Linked DNA regions of Homo sapiens: region 2 is linked to region 1. Evidence: read pairs that join two places in POLR2A ChIA-PET (ENCODE). Cell type or tissue: CD4-positive, alpha-beta T cell. All regions are shown on one strand. Each heading gives the region's core, and the rest is flanking DNA. Links, peaks and the distances in the headings are about the cores only.

The links. ChIA-PET counts read pairs that join two places held together with the same protein. Peaks named below come from ENCODE experiments on the same cell type or tissue, not always from the same donor. Only the 100,000 strongest peaks of a DNase experiment are listed, where the experiment ranks them.
Region 2: POLR2A ChIA-PET joins it to region 1 with 10 read pairs; 12 of 35 experiments call an interaction of 5 or more read pairs at or near these places.

Annotation. Positions count from the first base shown.
Region 1 is chr16:22,352,618-22,362,264 of GRCh38, forward strand. The region is part of intron 2 of CDR2 (cerebellar degeneration related protein 2); the gene reads right to left. Among named protein-coding and RNA genes, the nearest start is that of CDR2, 17 kb to the right of the region's middle. RefSeq lists an enhancer at 4,654-4,733 and a silencer at 5,604-5,673. In CD4-positive, alpha-beta T cell, for the core only: no CTCF peak of the experiment used is centred there; DNase peaks (open chromatin) are centred at 1,094, 4,834, 5,114 and 5,614; H3K4me3 peaks cover 909 bases; H3K27ac peaks cover 5,664 bases.
Region 2 is chr16:22,432,676-22,442,322 of GRCh38, forward strand. It overlaps the pseudogene RRN3P3 and the pseudogene SMG1P1. Among named protein-coding and RNA genes, the nearest start is that of CDR2-DT, 63 kb to the left of the region's middle. RefSeq lists a silencer at 4,544-5,043. In CD4-positive, alpha-beta T cell, for the core only: no CTCF peak of the experiment used is centred there; DNase peaks (open chromatin) are centred at 4,366 and 4,849; H3K4me3 peaks cover 1,364 bases; H3K27ac peaks cover 569 bases.

The DNA of each region.
Region 1 (9,647 bases), core at 978-8,977:
CTATAAACAGCCTCACATCAGTTCAGGTAAAGATCTACTACCAAATGAATCTGTTGCAAATTTAAGGGGAAAAAAAAAATCTTGCTTTATAGAGCTTTTTGAGTTCGGAATTAGTAAGTGGATCTGTTAGTACCTACCATGTAGAACTGGCAGAATTAAATGAGAAAGGTGAGCACATGGCACGGTCTATAAAAGCCTGTGTGTAGTCTTCACTGCCTCAACTCCCACCAGCTTCTTCTGGTCCTTTGGAAATCAACCACTAATTCTCATGCGTGAAGCTTTCTCAGAACTAAAGGAGTAGGCCCTTAATCCTGCCCTCGGGCTAGTAATTCCATAGTAGGTTCTTGTCATTGATGGGAACATGTTCAATCTCTTAGGAATTGATGAGATTCCACAGGAGCGGAAAAAAGGCTTAGAATCACAAGAATATATATATAATAGCTGCAGAAATGTTTCAAGCTTCTTTATATCAAGTATAAATTATCAAGTATTCTTTAGGACTCAGAACTACCTTTAAAAAGGCTAATGCATAAGCCAGACATTAATTTATTAATATACAACAGGAACTGTTCCTGCCCAGTGACAAGAATATTCACATCCTCTATTAGGACACAGCTGCCCCACAAAGGGCATGTGAAAGGCCGATTCATGAATGAGAGTCTCTGGTAGACATGGGATCAGAGGAGTCTGATGGGAGGCAGTGGTATAGTAGCTAAGAGCACAGGCTTTGGAGTCAGAACCTGGTTTGAGGTCTTGCTTTGCTGTTTAGAACTGGGTAACCTACAGCAAGCACATTTTTCTAATGTGAGTTCTCCTCATCAACTACTTCATAAGGCTGTAAAGATAAATATGTGTGTGGGAGAGACTGGACTATGTCACCCCAAAGCATGCGTCTTTGGCATAAAAAGGTTCCTGCCTCCTCCCTCTCTACCAGGGAGAACAAAGGTTAACCACTAACAACTTTAGACCTTTATGGGCCAGAAGACAGCACCAGAGGAATCCACACTAACAAGCTTTGCTAACGGGCCTTTATCACCACTTACTTGCCTTCCCACAAGTTCTGCCCCTAGACAAAGTTCTTCCCCTTTGTCTTGTCACTTCTCTAAAAAATTACCATTCTTTGTTGAAGATACTACATAAGCTGGAATTCAAAGCCACCTCTGAGAATGACTCATCCCCTGGGTATCTCCCACACATATAAATGAAATAGATATGTTAGTAAGCTTGTTTTTCTCTTGTTAATCTGTCTTTTGTTGCAGGGGTCCTTTCCAACTAAGCACTCATGAAGGTTGAGGAAAAAAATATTTTTCCTCCCTGACATATACAAATATATAATTTACAAAAACGTTAATATATGTAGAGAGCTCAGCATGAGATCTGGCAGATGGTAAATTGCTCAATAAGGAGAAGCTACTGTCATCTTTATTTAAAGCTACAGTTTTCAAACTTTACATGTGCTAAGATTCACCTGGAAGAAGATTTATTAAAGTGTAAGAACCTGGGTCCCTTCCCCTCAAACGGCTGAGACTGGAGTAGAGCCAGGATTCTGCATTTTTAGCAACAAACCCAGGTGATATTAGTACAGGCAGTCCAGAGATCACACTTAGAGAAATGTTGATCTTGGACATGGAAAATCCTGGACGTCCCCTGCCCTGACCAATGTCCTTTTCTCTTGGGTCTAGGAGACACAGGCATTCACTGGATCAATGATGACTCTTCAGCTTAATGCTCACCGTCTCCCTGCATAGGGCTCAGCTTAGATGCAGTTATCCACTAAGATTAGGTTATATTTTAACTGTACCACAGCAGCATTCATCATCATAACGCTTCACTTTGGTATGTTCTTAACAATCATTAATTCCCTGAAATTACAAACTAGTTACCTTAACCTTGCTTGAGTGATCCTTCCTAACTTCTCAGTCCAAACAAATACTGAATTTCTACAGATGGCTAATCTTATCCACTGCATTTTAAAACTTTCTATTGTGGACCAGGTGTGGTGGCTCATGCCTGTAATCCCAGCACTTTGGGAGGCCAAGGCGGGTGGATCACTTGAGGACAGGAGTTCGAGACCAGCCTGGCCAACATGGTGAAACTCCATCTCTACTTAAAAAAAAAAAAAAAAAATTAGTTAGGCATGGTGGCACACGCCTGTAGTCCCAGCTACTTGGGAGGCTGAGGCATGAGAATCACTTGAACCCAGGAGGCAAAGGTTGCAGTGAGATAAGATCACACCATTGCACTCCAGCCTGGGCGACAGAGTGAGACTATGTCTAAAAATAAATAAATAAATAAAACTTTCTATTGTGGATAATCTCAAACATATATACATGCAGAGAAATGGTTTAATGAACTCCCACGTACCCATCAACCAGTTTCAACAATTATCAACATACAGCCAATCTTATTTCATCTCTACTCTCCTACTTTCCTCGTCCTCCAATCATTTTAAAGCTAATCCAAGGCATCTCAAGTATACATCTTCATACATTTCTAGGACGTTTTATTTTAACCACAATTCCTAAGGGAAAAAAACTCAATAATTCCTTAACATCTATTACGTTTCAGCATTAATATTTTCCCAATTGTCTCAAGTGGTTTTTCCAGCTTCATTTGTTAGCTATTGATTTTTTTAAAATTTCACACTTAGGGGAGATATCTTTGCCTTTTTTGGAGTTGCCCCACTGCAAGGCAAGTGCCTCCCTCCTCTAATGCCTTTACGATCCCCTATCCGGGGGGATGCAGTTCTCCTGGCTGCTCCACCTAAGCCAGCAGTTCTTAGCCTGGGGTCCATGGATAGACTTTAGAGGGTCTGTGAACATGGATGAATTTAAAGGGTCTGAACAGCTACATCTTCATTTTTGTTAACTTCTAAATGAAATTTGACATTTCTTTCAAGTACTAATAGATCTGTTAAAATTTATAGGAGACCACTGGTTTGGACTGAGTCCCTGCCCTAGGCCCAACAAACCAAACCAAAATGGAGTCACTTGTGCTAAAGTTCCATGTCAGCAAGCCAAAGCAAAGTTGTTCATCTGACTTCTGAGAAATTAGAAGAGATAATAGCCAAGCCCCCAAACATGCCAGTTTTAGCCAGCATAAGGGACTTCCCTCTGCTTTAACCTTTACAAATAAATTAACTTTGAAACCACCCATTTTTTGTTTTCTGTTTCTGCTTTCCTCAGCCCCTGTCTATAAAACCAACTTCCTCTGCTCAGCTCATTGAAACCCTCATTCTCTAAGAATGAGGTGTTGCCCAACTTTAGAATCTCAAATAAAAGCTAATTAAGATCTTTATACTATGTTTGTCGTAATTTTTTCTTTTGACAGAGGCAATAAACCACTAGTAGTATTAGGTTTATCTGTGACTTCATCATCAACAGAAATCACAGGTATTTTCATATTGCACTATAGTTGCAGAAATCTTGATTTACTGCCTACATTCATCACTATTTGAAATCATGGTAGTTTCTAGATCTTGTTATTAAATATGTTAATACGTATCTATATTACATCACAAATTTACTTTTTTCAATATTTGACAGGTATTTCATTCTAACAGGTTTCCTTTGTAATTCAATGAATTTTAAGAGGATTATCCTAGATCTCATTAGATAATCAAAGGGATCCATGGCACCAAAGAAAGATTATAAATTCCAGTTATCCTTCTGGCCTCATTTCAAACATAACCTCTTCAGAAGCCTTTTAAGACCACTTTGGCCAGGTGCTGTGGCTCATGGCTGTAATCCCAGCACTCTGGGAGGCCGAGGTGGGCAGATCACTTGAGGTCAGGAGTTCGAGACCAGCCTGGCCAACATGGCAAAACCCCGTCTCTACTAAAAATACAAAAATTTGCTGGGTGTGGTGGCTCATGCCTATAATCCCAGCACTTTGGGAGGCCGAGGCAGGTGGATCACCTGAGGTCAGGAGTTTGAGACCAGCCTGGCCAACATGGTGAAACCCCATCTCTACTAAAAATACAAAAATTCGCCGGGCATGATGGCAGGTGCCTGTAATCCCAGCTACTCAGGAGGCTGAGGCAGGAGAATCACTTGAACCCAGGAGGTGGAGGTTGCAGTGGGCCGAGATCACGCCACTGCACTCCAGCCTGGGGGACAAGAGCAAGACTTTGTCTAAAAAATAAAATAAAATAAATAAAAATACAAAAATTATCCAGGCAAGGTAGTGTATGCCTGTAATCCCAGCTACTCTACTGGGGAGGCTGAAGCAGGAGAATTGTTTGAACCTGCGAGGCAGAAGTTGCAGTGAGCCAAGATCATGCCACTGCACTCCAACCTCAGCAACAGAACAAGACTCCATCTCAAAAAAAAAAAAGAAAAAAAAAAAAAAAAAAGAAGACCACCTTAAAGCAGGTCTAAAGCGGCAGCATTCCCAAGGTACCCTAAATTGATTTCTCTCAAAACAATACAATAATATTCAATTTTTTGTTGTTGTTGAGATGGAGTCTCACTCTGTTGCCCAGGCTGGAGGCACGATCTCAGCTCACTGCAATCTTGGTCTCCCAGGTTCAAGTGATTCTGCTGCCTCAGCCTCCTGAGTAGCTGGGATTACAGGCTTGCACCACCACACCAGGCTAATTTTTGTATTTTTATTAGAGACTGGGTTTCACCATGTTGGCCGGGCTGGTCTTGAACTCCTGACCTCAGGAGATCCACCTGACTCGGCCTGCCAAAGTGAAGGGATTACAGGCATGAGCCACCGTGCCAGGCCAGTACTGTAGTCTTCTAAGAATGGAAGGCTCTTGTGTATCTAGTCCATTCCTGACACACAGTAGGGGACAAAAAAATACTGGCGAACTGGCAGTTTCTAGACTTTTCTTCACAACAGCTTATTGTGCTTGGCATGACTCAGACTGTGAGATGTCAAGGGGGATTTAACTGAAAGGTTTTGAGAAGGGCTTTGGCTTTAGCCCTCTTGGGAAAACAGCCTATTAACCATGAATTCTCTCCCCGCTTTTCCATTTATAGATTATTTCTCTGTATTTATTCCCATGGCAGCAATTGCCCCGGTAATCTGAGGGGGAGACTTTTACAGTTCCTACCAGATACCAGATGGGTCTCAAGTTGTTGTTCTCTTACAGATAGGATGTTCAAGTTAGAGTTGTGGCCAACATACAGGAAACAAGTCAATATGCAAATAAGTACAAACAGGCCATTTAAGAAACTATAGAAAGTTCCTTGTTTGATATATAAAAACCTGTGATACCTGTGATAACAACATAATGAAACCATTTAAGAACTTGTGATATTTTGGTTTTAGATGACTTGGCTTTAACAACAATCTAAAGAATGTCAAGGAGCTTGTTTTCACATGGTAGGAGCTTAATCTTATTATATAAAACCAAAATTAATCAGAAAAGCCCTTCACTTCTCCAAGATTCAGTTATAGGGGACCTACAGAAGAGTCTGACAAAACCAGTCAGCAACTTAAAGAAAAATGATGAGCTCTCTAAGTACGTACTGATGTAAGGCCAGACATCTAGGTCTATGGAGTCAGTGCTTCATTTTTTTTCTGAATCTAGAAGGAAATGGGTTAGCTTATTTCCTACCTCTCATCTCAAGGTACAGACATGCTGCTGACATGCTGGTTTTCTCTTTGATACACAGCCTCCAATGAATCTGACTGCCATAGTAAACAGGAAAGGGAGACATTTAAAGCAAAACAGTGGGGGAAGGGGGTCATGGGGTAGCAGAAATGTGGGCAAAAATGTCAACTTATAGCAAAATGCCTTGGGTTTATCTCACTGTCTAGGAATTTGCACAGACTGTCACCTCAACTATGAGTACAAGGTTCCAGTTATGCACAAAAGCTACAAACAGGCCACCTTTACAATTAAGGTAAATCTTTAAAAAACAAAGGCCAGCAGAATTACATAAATACCTATTTGCAATTGTGGAATCCTAACCTGGAACGCAGGGAAAGATAGAAACAAACGACCCCAAGTAAAAATGCATAGAAATGGAGTGGAAATCTGGCTTGTAAGCAGTGTTGGGATTATCCTGAAATTAAGGATTACAGCCTAAATCCTCTGAATTTACTATCAAAATGAACTTCCACAATAATAAAGAAATATTTCCTATTACTTTTGAAAAATCTCTTTCCCCTGATGAAATATATTTCCCCTGTAGAAATTTGGTGGCGGGAGGCATGAACATGAAAATAGAAACCACCTATAATCCCATTATTAAAATTGTGGGATTAGATTGTTTTTAAAGTCTATTTCCAGTAATTCTGGAAGATTTATTTTTTCAGAATTTAAGTTCTTTCATGACTATAGTTAACAATATCTTATTGTATACTTCAAAATAGCTAGAAAAGATACGCAATATTCCCAACACAAAGAAATGATAAATGTTGGAGGTCATGGTTATCTCAGTTTAGATTTCATCATTACACATTGTATGCTTGTATCAAAACGTCACAGGCGCCCCAGATATATGTAAAGCTGTTATATATCCATACAAATTTTTAAAGACTTTTTTCACTACTAAAATTCTTTTTTTTTTTGAGACGGAGTCTCGCTTTTTTGCTCAGGCTGGACTGCAGTGGCGCAATCTTGGCTCACTGCAACCTCCACCTCCCGGGTTCAAGCAATTCTCTGCCTCAGCCTCCTGAGTAGCTGGGATTACAGGCGCCCGCCACCACGCCCAGCTAATTTTTCTATTTTTAGCAGAGATGGGGTTTCGCCATCTTGGCCAGGCTTATCTTGAACTCCTGACCTCGTGATCTACCTGCCTCAGCCTCCCAAAGTGCTGGGATTACAGGAGTGAGCCACCGCCACCGGCTCACTACTAAAATTCTTAAAACATTGGTAAACTATGCAACGATTTATACCGTTCAAAATATATATGCTTCCATAATCTCATCCCCTCAGAAAAATCCTATACCAAAGTAACAATTTATACTGTTCAAAATATATATGCCTCCATAATCTCATCCCCTCAGAAAACTCCTACACCAAAGCAGTGTAAGCATTATCACCATTCCATAACGGAGCAAAGAGAATCTGAGGGGTAATTCATATGTCTAAATTCTCTAGCTATTTGCAATTAAAATTGAGGGTTTAAACCTGAATCTCCTAAAACAGAGGCCAGAGCCCCTTCTGCCTGCCTTAAAAATCTCCAGAGGTGGAAACCCAAAGTTTAGGAGTTATTAGAAGAGCTTTGTAAGCTGTTTCTCCTCTGTTAAAATACTGATTTCAACAAAGTATTGATTACCTAGTATGTGTGAAAGACCATGAATAAACACAACAGTGCTCACTGTTGCAATGGGAAATAAGGGGAAAGGAAAATAAAGCAAATCAATTAAGTATCATATGCAGTAGAATATTGATACATGCAGTAAAAGCAGCACAAAATATTTTTCCATTTCCAAAGAGGGCATGAACTCTTGAAAGAAGGGATGCCTTGAAGGCCAGACTACTTTGAGTGCTAGGCACAACTCCTGTAGGGGATAATGCAGGTGTCTAAGCAGGGAAGTAACCAAAACACAAGGCTGTAGGCTGCTTACACGGTTGTAGCAAAGTGTAAATGAATCCAATGGTGTCTGATCTCATTACTCTCCCAAGTAAGAGTTCTCTCCTCCCCTCCTTCCACCCAGAACAGAAAAAACTTGCTCTGGATTCTTAAAAAATTATCTAAGTTTTTCAAATTAGCACTGAAAAAAAGTAAGACAGGCTACAGGCTTCTCTGAAGCCAGTTTAACCATTATTTTGAATAGTTTAATCTTTTTTCGTTTTCACATAAAAGGAAATTTTTGTTTTTTTCGTTTTTACATTAAAAATGATGCCTACCAAAAATACTGATCAATTTTTAGGAGGATTGTTTGAAACCCTCCAAGAGTCTTTGAAAGAATATTTGTGGTTCTACTTACAAAATACCCTTTGGCAGTGTCCAAGTTGTCTATTTCCATAATAAGTCAGAATCTTAGGGATCTTGTCCTAGTATTTTCACCAGTTCTCTGCACTATTTTTCATTCGCTCAGATGAGTTTGTTCCCAGACCATTCTTCTGGACTGTCTCATTTTAAATTTCACTGGTGGTGGGATAGGAGCTGACTTTTTGTTCTTCAACTATATATTTTTCTGAATTAAAAAAATGATCTTTTTTTTTTTTTTTTTTTTTTTTTTTTGAGACGGAGTTTCACTCTTTCGCCCAGACTGGAGTGAAGTGGCAGGATCTCGGCTCACTGTGACCTCCGCCCTGCAGGTTCAAGGGATTCTCCTGCCTCAGCCTCCCGAGTAGCTGGGATTACAGGGATGCACCACCATGCCCAGCTACTTTTTGTATTTTTAGTAGAGACAGGGTTTCGCCATGTTGGCCAGGCTGGTCTCGAACTCCTGACCTCAGTGATCCATCCGCCTCAGCCTCCCAAAGTGCTAGGATTACAGGCGTGAGCCACTGCGCCAAGCTGTGTATTACTTTGTAATCTAATTCCCAATAAACATTCTAAACAGTTACTTTAAAACTTGTACAAGTGATTCCATTCACGTAAAGGTCAAAAACAAGCTAAACTTAGGATGCTAGCTCACCGGGTGGTGACCAGATGAGCTGATAATGCTCTCAACTCCTTATCTAGGAATAGGTTGCATGGGCATGTTTACTTTATGAAAATTCATCAAACTATACACTTAGGATTTATGCCCTTTTCTGTAATGTAGATTTCAATAAAAAGTTTAAGGGAAGGAGAAACACGTTGAAAAGGCTCAAATTAAGGAGAGGGCCCTTATAAAGTTTAGGGGGCCTCCTGAAGGTTGCAATAAGAGGAACATATGCAAGGGTCATTGTTTAGCAAGGAAGTAGGCTCTTTAGCTGCCTGGTTACTTTTACAAGAGCACATGGCATTCTTTTAGGCTATTAGAGAGACCTCAGAAATCTACATCGTGATCTCTACATCTGCCCAGGCACAGTTGTGATGGAGCAGGCAGCAAGGACAGTCTGTGGGAATCCCCTGGCTGGTAAGTGGGCTTAGCCATTACTGCCATCTCATCTCCCCTACTGAGACTGGAAACTTACTTTCATGAAGCAACTTATAAAAGGAAAGAAAAAAGAAAGTCAACTGTAATGGTGGTGAAGAAACCTAAGAGAGTAATTATTCTTAGCCAAAAACAGCTTTGGATAAAGAGTAAAATACTGCATTGTGCAATGCTCAGATCTAGGAACCAGTGGACTACATATTACAGGAACAAGAGACTCATGAATATGTTTCCCGAAATATTCCAAGCTAAATCTCCTGAATAGTTTTATACATGAATTTTATACTTTTTTTTTTTTTTTTTTTTTTGAGATGGAGTCTCGCTCTGTCACCCAGGCTGGAGTGCAGTGGCACGATCTCGGCTCACTGCAAGCTCCGCCTCCCGGGTTCACGCCAATCTCCTGCCTCAGCCTCCCAAGTAGCTGGGACTACAGGCGCCCGCCACCACGCCCGGCTAATTTTTTGTGTTTTTACTAGAGACGGGGTTTCACCACGTTAGCCAGGATGGTCTCGATTTCCTGACCTCGTGATCCACCCGCCTTGGCCTACCAAAGTGCTAGGATTACAGGCGTGAGCCACCGCACCCGGCTGAATTTTATACCTATTTAATCATGAAGGTCTGAACTGGATTATTTCATTTCCATGACGCTTTGC
Region 2 (9,647 bases), core at 1,024-9,023, 80 kb after region 1:
AAATAAAAATATTTTAAATAACTCCCATCAAGAAAGCGTAAATAACTTACTTTGTGATTGCAGCAAAAAAGTTAACCACTGAGGGCAGGCAAATCTTCAGGGGATTTAGCTGGCTCATCACTATCCGCTCAAAATTCAGACTCTGAAGATACTGCAAACCTTTGGTTTAAAAAAAAAAAAGATTTTTTAAAGGTACAAATAAGTGAAAAGTGTAAGATATCTTTAAAAGCACAAATTATCACACATTTAAAAAAAACTTAAAAAAATTATTTGCAGAAATGCTTTCAATAAAGGTCCATGCAGATAGTCACACAGTATATGGCCCAGAAGAGTATCACTAGGCTAACCACATTCATTGGTCACCAAGGCAGCTTCTCTAAAGGAAACTTAGGAAGTAGCAGGCTGTAAGATTCCACGACAACGTGAAGTTCATACGTTTGTAAGCTCAGTGTATGCTGAGCTAATACAGAGGGAGAAAAAGACCTTGTGATTTGGTTTCAGCTAACAATCACGACAGGCAACAAAACAAAACAGCAATTTGATTCTAGCTTGCATGTCTCGTTAGTGAAGCTGAGTGCTGTTTTCAGGTGCACAGTAGTCATCTGTAGTTTTTTTTCTAAACAAGAAAACTCCAAATTTGCCTTCTACCTCAACGGACGGCAAATTTAGACAGAAGCCACTTTCTTAGACTTAATAAATACAATTCTTTCCTACATGAGTAAAATAAAGACATCACATTTATTTTAAGAGGCAAGCTGACCAACTTGTACTTAAGTATATTTTCTTAGGAGTTTCTTTGATGCATATTTCAATAAAAATTACCTAAATGGGATGTCACTGCTTACAAAAACAAGATATTTAATTCAGATTCCTGGCATTAATTTATACAAAGAAAAGCAGAGCTTGTATTTACTTACCTTGTGATAAAACCTCATCCTACTAGTTCATACAACATCTTTTAGAAGCATGTAGGATGTAGGTAAACATATATAATGCAACACGTACAACTGTCAGTTTAGAGCTGTGGCTGTTAACCTAAGGAGACTGCAACCCCCACAGAGGACACCTGGCAGTGTCTGGAGACACTTTTAGTTGTCACAGCTGGGGGTGGTCAGGGACTGCTGTTGGCAGCTAGTAGGTGGAGGCTGTTAAACATCCTACAGTGCAGAGGACAGCCCCCGACGATGAAGGATGATGCAGCCCAAATGGCAATCATGCAGGGTTGACAGACCCTGGTTTAGAGGAAGTGACCCACAAAACCATATGAATTATTCATAAACATAAACAGAACAATTTACAATGACTTATAAACACTGTTCTTGGAGACTCTCTTCAACTAAAATACGCTAATCTAGTAAGTTTCAACTGATAGATTTGAATTATAAGTAACTCTTAGAAATTAGCAAAACAATACTGGTCAATTAAGTCTCAAGGCTTCAGGCAGAGTGTAATCTATATAAACTCAAACTTTAGGGTCAGCTGAACCTGGCTTCAGTTTTCTAATCCTGCCAGTAACCATGTGATCTTGGGAAAATGACTTCCCCGTGCTTTGGTGCTGTCTGTAAAGGGAGAATACCTGCCATTTACTGGGCTGTTACAAGGACAACAAAGAGAAGGTGCATCCAACTGAAGCTTTGTACAGGGCGCTGGCACAGCCCAGGGCTCAGCCTCACCTCTGGAGACATCTTCACATTTCAAACCTTCAAAGGCAGAAACCTCTTTCTTAACCTCAAATCCATCTTAAGGGGTTTGTAGGGTTCTCAAGCTCAAATCTATCTTAAGGGGTTTGTAGGGGCCTATGAGCTGCTTGAAATTATTATTAGAAGTTTGAGTGTACATGCAGTTTTCTGAATCCAGTTTTTATAAAAATCTCAAAAAAGTAATGAATCACCATTCTGAAGGGTGACAAGAACACAAGGAAAATCCAGTCCAGCACTCCCACAACACTGACCTTCTTTCAGGTTTCCGCTCAAAAGCTGCTTGTGTCTAAAAACAAAGGTGTAGAACACAGCTTGGCAGGCTGAGTAAAATGGTCCATGGAGAGCAACATTGCAGAATGCCTTTGTTCCCGAATCCTGGTTATTAAGGTATATGTGCAGCCAGTTAACCAAAAGATCTAGGCATGGTTTTACAGTACTAGAGAAAAGAAAAATTCAAGTCAACTTTACACTTCATAAAAAAACCAGAATAACATAAAAACACACAACTGCCTTTCATTACAAACCATGCTAAGTAAGTTCATAGGTTTCTTTAAATAATACCCATGGGTACAGAGGAAAAGCAAAGAAAGGAAGGATAAGGATGGGTGCGTAGGAAGACAACCTTCCAATTACAAGGCAGAGTAGCTCTGACCTTCTAGGAACAGGTGAGCCCCTAAGAACGTCCCAAGGGATGGAAAGCAGGTTCTCCTAACCATCTCAAAGGCACCCCTCTTAGGGTGATTGGCCAAATAGGACATGTTCACCAACACGTCTCAAGAGAAAGACAGTCTGGTGGACTTCAGTATTCCCTGATGCATCCAGTCAAGTCCTATGGTGAATAATTTTGTTCTTGGGGAAGGGATTCAACAGCATCCTTGTCCAAAGATATCTTCATGGGCCACTGAAAGAAACTGGCCTCCTAGATAGGTCTATTACCTTTAAAAGGGTTTTTCTTCAGCTTTAACAGATACAATAGATTTGGAATGCAAATGAAAAAATGACAAACCTACAAAAAGAATCAAAACAGTATACAACACTGTCCTCTATCCACAAAACAAATGGATCTTTAAGTGCAACCACACAAAAGAGATGACAAAAGCCTTACATACAGGGTTTTATATATAAAAAAGGAGACACTTTATTCTAAAATCACCACTTAGAAATATAAACATCTTACACAGAGTAGGAATTTTATTCACTTTAAAAACATGCCAAAAACATATGGGAGATATTTCTGACTTGAGACAATGCTATACTCTTTTTAAAGCATGATATTAAAAAGTACTCGGAAAATTAGGCTACTTACATAAGAGGAATAAATTTAGCTCTTGCCAAAAAGCTTCCAATATAATTTCCAGCAGCCTGCCTGATGATGGCAGGATTACTTGGATCCTGCAATTTTTTCCAAAGATGTTCCAAAAATGCCTCTGCGAATCCCTATAAAAAGAGAGGGCGTCGGTGTGATATTTTTTAATGCCTAAGATAATCTGACTATCAAAATCCCAAGATTTTTACTTCACCAATGTAGGGAAAAGTTCTACTATCTCATAACTATCTCATGCGCTTCATTTTTAAAACACGTTGAGAGAATATCATTAGAAACAAAAGGCACCTCGGGTGTTAAATAATCCAATGGATCCCAAACCTAGCTAAGCATCAAAATCAACCCAGGGCCAGGCACAGTGGCTCACGCCTGTAAATGTAATCCCAGCACTTTGGGAGGCCGAGGCGGGTGGATCACCCAAGGTCAGGAGCTCGAGACCAGACTGGCCAACATGGAGAAACCCTCTCTCTACTAAAAATACAAAAATTAGCCAGGCGTGGTGGCAGGTGCCTGTAATCCCAGCTACTTGGGAGGTTGAGGCAGGAGAATCGCTTGAACCCAGGAGGCAGAGGTTGCAGTGAGCTGAGATCATGCCACTACACTCCAGCCTGGGTGACAGAGTGAGACTCCATCTCAAAAAACAAACAAACAAAAAACAACAAAAAATTCAACCTGGGAGGTACAAATTCAATAGGTTTGTGACAGGGCTTTGGAATCCACATATTATAAAAACTCTTCAAGTGATTCCAATGTCAGCCAGAACTGGTGACCAACAATAATTCACATCCCATGGAGCTCCACATGGGCACTCCTGTGAGTGCAAAGCACCTTCCGGTCTCTGGACACACTGAACTCAACCATGAACAGAAATACGGACTAACGTACAGCTGGTATTTGAGTTAATTATGCCAATCATGGAAAAAAACAGACACAGCTTCTCACCAAAGGGTGTAACTTCCAACTTCTCCTAAATAGCGCTGTTCTAAAGCTAGGCACGCCCATGTGGGCAGACTGAATTCAACCTTCTTTCCCATGACCAACACTCTCCTGACCTCTAGGAAGCCACAAAATCGTTGCAGAGAAGGAAAAGCCTTCTATATTGTTTCCCCCACCAAAAAAAAAAAAAAAAAAGAAGAAGAAGAAGAAGAAGAAAAGACAAAGCCTAAAGTTTTTAAAATCCCGGTGCTTTCCGGGAAGCGTTCGGGAGAAAAGTGTGTGGCCGCACTAGTGGAGATCCCCGCCGACAGGACCCGCCTCTCTCCCCAGGCCCGGCGGGGCCGACCCCGCTTCTCGCTCCCAGCATACCGTGCGATAGCGGCGGCGCGGCCAGCGGAGCCGGGAGGCGGGTTAGCAGTGGCCTTGTGAGCGTGAGGAGCTGCCGCCACCGCCTGCTCCTCGTCGTCCTCGTCCTCCGCGGCCCCGGCGACGTGGGCCGCGCACGGCCCTGGAAGAGACGTCGCCTCCCCTTCATCCACCTCTCTCTCACCGCGCCGCTCCCGCCTCCTCGTCCTGTGCTGCGGGCTCAGGCGGAACCCGGAACGGTCGTCCTCTTCCCCCGCCCGCCGCCGCCTCCTCCTTCTCCTCCTTCTCGGCTTCCTCCTCAGCCCCGGGCCGGAGCGGGGTGTTGGCGGCGGCCGGTTCGGGCGGCGACTCGCGCTTCTCTGGGCGGCGGCGCTTGGCCATGTCGTGTCGGGGAAGGTAATGAGCCGCAGAGCCCCGGGGTCTCGGCTGAGCGGCGGCGGCGGCACCAACGGCACCAACTATTCGCGGAGCTGGAATGACTGGCAACCCAGGTGGGTGACCGGCCCGGGACCCCGCCCCGACCTCCCGGGCTCCGCCTCGGGCGGGCCGAGGCCTAGGCCCTCCACCCCCGGGAGCCGGGCGCAGCTTCCTGGGTCTCCTCCGCCCCGGCTGGGGGAGGAAGGCCGCGGGGAGGCGAGGCCTAAGTGCCTCTCCCCTCCCTGCTTGTTCAGCCCGGGGCTGAAGCCGAGACCCGGGGCTCCCGGCGGTGGCACTGGCCTAGGGTCGGGACCAGGAGGTGAGAAAGAGGCGGGGGTGGGGGGGCGGGGGGCATTCCACTTACCGCTTCCCCCTGACCCCGAGTTGGGAGATCCTGAGAGTCCAGGACCCTCCCTGTTACTCATTCACTTTCTCGGTTCCCCAGTCTTTCAGCCGCCACGTGAGAGCTCTTCTAACCTCTGTTCCTTTCTGTGACCCCCACGTGGTAATATTGAAAAAACCAAAACAAAACTCCAGCTAAGGCATTGCTCTGACTTTAGGCAGAACATTCATTAGTGGAGCGTGAGATGAGATTGTGTGACTGTTGATGGGATCGACCTACTCTGGTCTTGGGCGATGGAAGTTTTCCCTAAGTGCAAGGCCGGTTACTCTGGTGAATCGTAATTCATACCTGGACACTTGAGTGAACTCTGGGCACCCACTTAGAAGTCTAGAGAATTTCCTCTTTTATGGAGGATTTGATGTCAGACCGTTTTGGGGCTTAGTTAGATTTGAATATATTAGGAACATTAACTTTTTAAATAAATGTAATTTCCTGTCTTTTTGATCAATGGGGGGAGGGCAGCTGTGCCTAATTTAGGATTGATTTATTCTAACCTCTCTTACTAAATAAATGCTTGTATTCAGAGTCTGTTTGGAATTTAACCCAATGCTTAGAACTCCTTAAATATACAGAAATATATTTTAGGGGTAATTGATTCATGGAACTCTCCTACTTTGGAGCACAATTGTATTATAATTGTCCGGAAACTGGCCAGATAATGTAGAACGCACAAGTTGTTGAGAAGCCCTTTTGTTTCCTGATAGTTACATGTAATTCCAGCAGTATTTGGAAATAATTTGCTAAGATGTTAGAATGTAACATTTGAAGACTTGTTAGAAAAATCAATAAAATTATCTTTGGCTAATGGGTAGTACACATCTTAGTCTGTTTAATATGCCTTTCCAAAAAAAACTGTGTCTGTTGAGAATTGGTGTATATAACTACATGACTTTAATAATTAGTGCCTGAGTCTAGAATTGAGATGTTTAGTCGTAAAAAAAAATATTGTTCGATAAACAGCGTTGACTTGTCTTGTACCACTTAAGAGTTTGTGAGTGCTTTAAATAAAATTAGTTGATTAAGTATTTTTTTCCTATGATTGACATGCTTAGTTTTGCCTTTTTATTGAAATGTGTAAAATTTGGTTTTCTGGCATCTTAACAAATTAGGTGGTAAATGAATGACAATGGATTTTCTATTATTTTTCAGTATTGTGATCAGTATAAGTATATAAGAGAATTTAGTAACCTTTTAGAAGAATAAAGTGCCCTTCCCAAATAGTCCTACAGCTTTTGGAAAAGTGTAAATTGTAGTTTGTAGTTCTAAATAAATAGAGAAGAGTCGCAGCCACGTGCTAGGGCCAGCTGACTTCATTGCTGACAGGTATGAAGCCAAATGGCTTATGTAGTTATGGAATATGTACATGAGCTATTAATAAATATTATCCATGTTGTTTCTTTCAAGTGCTTTATTTCTTGGCTCTGGGGAGGGGCGATGGGGGAAGGGAGGAGCTTACAAGAAAGCTTGCAAGGTTTCTTTGAAGCTGTGCTTTTTGTAGGAAAGTTTCAGGATGTAACGCCTTGGTAGACGATACTGTGATACATTTGGTTACAGGCAGTAACAGTTTGTTAGGATGTTGGAAAAATTTGATTTTCTCCTGTTGTAGAGGGAACAGGGAAGTGTGGACATACCCCATAGCATAACTTGATTTGTTGCTAAGATTGTCATAGCTGATTTGTTAGTCAATAAAAATACCTGGGGTGTTTGCCAAGTCATAAATTTTTATTAGTTAAATTTGAGGTGATTCTGTCCCCTATTCAGAAAGATGACAGACTCCAGGTAACTGACGGAACAGATCTTGATCTTGCTTCTTGCTTAAATGAAGGTTTAGAACATCTTCAGATGCAGGCACATTTATTATTGTTCATCTGAATAATTTTGGTGAAAATTTTTTTGCCTCTTATGTACCATTTTGTCCCTGGTGTTTTGGTTCTGTTTTCCTTGATGTAGGCTTTTTTTTTTTTTTTTTTTTTGTCTTCCTGAGATGGAGTCTTGCTCTGTCTCCCAGGCTGGAGTGCAGTGGTGTAATCTCAACTCACTGCAGCCCCTGCCTCCCGGTTACAGGGAAAAATTCTCCTGCCTCAGCCTCCTGAGTAGCTGGGATTACAGGCGTCCAGCTAATTTTTGTATTTTTAGTAGAGACGAGATTCCACCATGTTGGCCGGCCTGTTCTTGGACTCCTGACTCAGGTGATCCGCCTGCTTTGGCCTCCCAAAGTGCTGGGATTACAGGTGTAAGTCATCGCACTCAGCCGATTTAGGCTTTTGAAAAAGCAATACTTGTTGATTTCTTTTAGTGTTAGTTTGCCAGTTGGTGTGGAAAATGACTGTTGAGACAATTTTGACCACACATGATACTTCACACATACTGACAGGAAGTGTTCCAGGTGGCTGAATATGTGAATGTCATATGGCAAGAGAGCAAACCCGTGTTCCATAGAAGCATACCTCCAACAGTAAGCATTTATATGGCACTGGCTTATAGTCTTCCTTTTCATTCACTGTGCTCTCAGTCAACTCTTCTGTCAATTTTTTTGAGACGGTCTTGCTGTGTCACCCAGGCTGGAGTGCAGCGGCACAGATACTTGGCTTACTGCAGTCTCGACCTCCCAGGCTCAAGCCTCCTGCCTCAGCATCCACAAGTAGCTGGGGCTACAGGCGCTTGCCAACAGCCCGGCTCATTTTTGTATTTTTTGTAGAGATGGGGTTTTCACCACGTTGCCCAGGCTGGTCTTGAACCCCTGAACGCAAGCAATCTGCCCACCTTCAGCCTCCCAAAGTGTTGAGATTACAGGTGTGAGCCACTGCACCCGACATTTAAGAATGGTTAAGCAGGCCGGGGGCAGTGGCTCACGCCTGTAATCCCAGCACTTTGGGAGGCTGAGGTGGGTGGATCACCTGAGGTCAGGAGTTCGAGACCAGCCTGGCCAACCGACATGGTGAAACCCCTGTCTCTACTAAAAAAAAATAAATAAATAAATTAGCGGGATGTGGTGGTGCATGCCTGTAATCCCAGTTACTCGGGAGGCTGAGGCAGGAGAATCACTTGAACCTGAGAGGCAGAGGTTGTAGTGAGCGACATCACACCACTGCACTCCAGCCTGGGCAGCAGAGCAAGACTCCTTCTCAAAAAAAATAAAAAGTTAAAAAAAGAATGGTTAAACAAATGAGTGTCTTAGGTCAGTTGTATTATTTGAAATCTGTGGGTTCCTCAAGCGTAAAGTTGAGAAGGTTTTGGGAACCACTGGATGCCTCTGGTTTTTTTCATATGAAGAAACAGGGGTGGTGGCTTCTTAGAACAAAGGGATATCTGACCTATGGAGGTGGCCCTCTTTACTCCTCTTCCCTAAAAAAATGACCTATCATTGCCAATAGCTAAAGTCTGTCATTTTTTCCACCTTAGTTTGGAAGATAATCTTCTAGTATCAATCAAGACAGAGATCAGAATGATGTGTTTTAAAATTAAATGTGTAATTCATAATTGTACATTTTAATATTCTAAAGTGACATTGATTAATTTGACATTGGAGTCAAATAGATTGATTAATTCAACAAAGAAGAGAAGGCGTTCAAGTCAACAGAAAACAAGTAGATTTTACTTCTCCACTCGGGGTATTAGGACATTAATTGTGTAATTGGTCTTACTTGTTTAGTAGTAGATCTATATTGAGTGTCTTACTGTGCCCAAACTTAGGATCTTTCTATATTTCTAAAAGGATGAAACTGTATAATAAAAACACCTTCCAATTTTGGTAGATTGTAGACAGATCAGAGTATTCAAAAGTACACACATCTTCTCTATTGTGAAAGACCAAAAAATGGAAATGTGTTGTGAAATTAGAAAAGCTGTATACTAGTATGTCTGATGTTGTGAGAAGCTGGATTTTTGAAACCAGAGTTGTCTATTCAGCCTTTTATCAGTCTGTACTAAGTTTGATGTCCATAGGTACATAATATAGGGAGATACATAAAGGATAAAATTAAGTGAAGTTACATATTTTATACCTATTAGGTAGGTGCAAAAGTAATTGCGGTTTTGGCAAAAACCGCAGTTACTTCCACACCAGTCTAATATTAAATGGAACTAGAGTCAAATAGAATTTAGCGATTGCCAGTTCTGTTCCACAGATTTCAAAGTACACTAAGGAAAATTTCAGCAAATTGTGTATGGCTGTTTTACTTGGGGGAGAGTAAAACAGCCATAATAAACTAAAAAATAAAAATTAAAACTAAAGGAACATTTGTTTTTATGTTTTTCTTTTCTTTTCTTTCCTCTTTTTTGAGATATGCTCTTGCTCTGTTGCCCAGGCTGGAGTGCAGTGGTGCAATCACTGCTCACTGCAGCCTTGACTTCCTGGGCTCTGGGAATCCTCCCGCCTTAGCCTCCTGAGTAGCTGGGACCACAGGTGCATACCACCACACCTGGCTAATTTATTTTTCCTCTCTCTCTCTCTTTTTTTTTTGAGACAGAGCTTTACTTTGTCGCCCAGGCTGGAGTATAG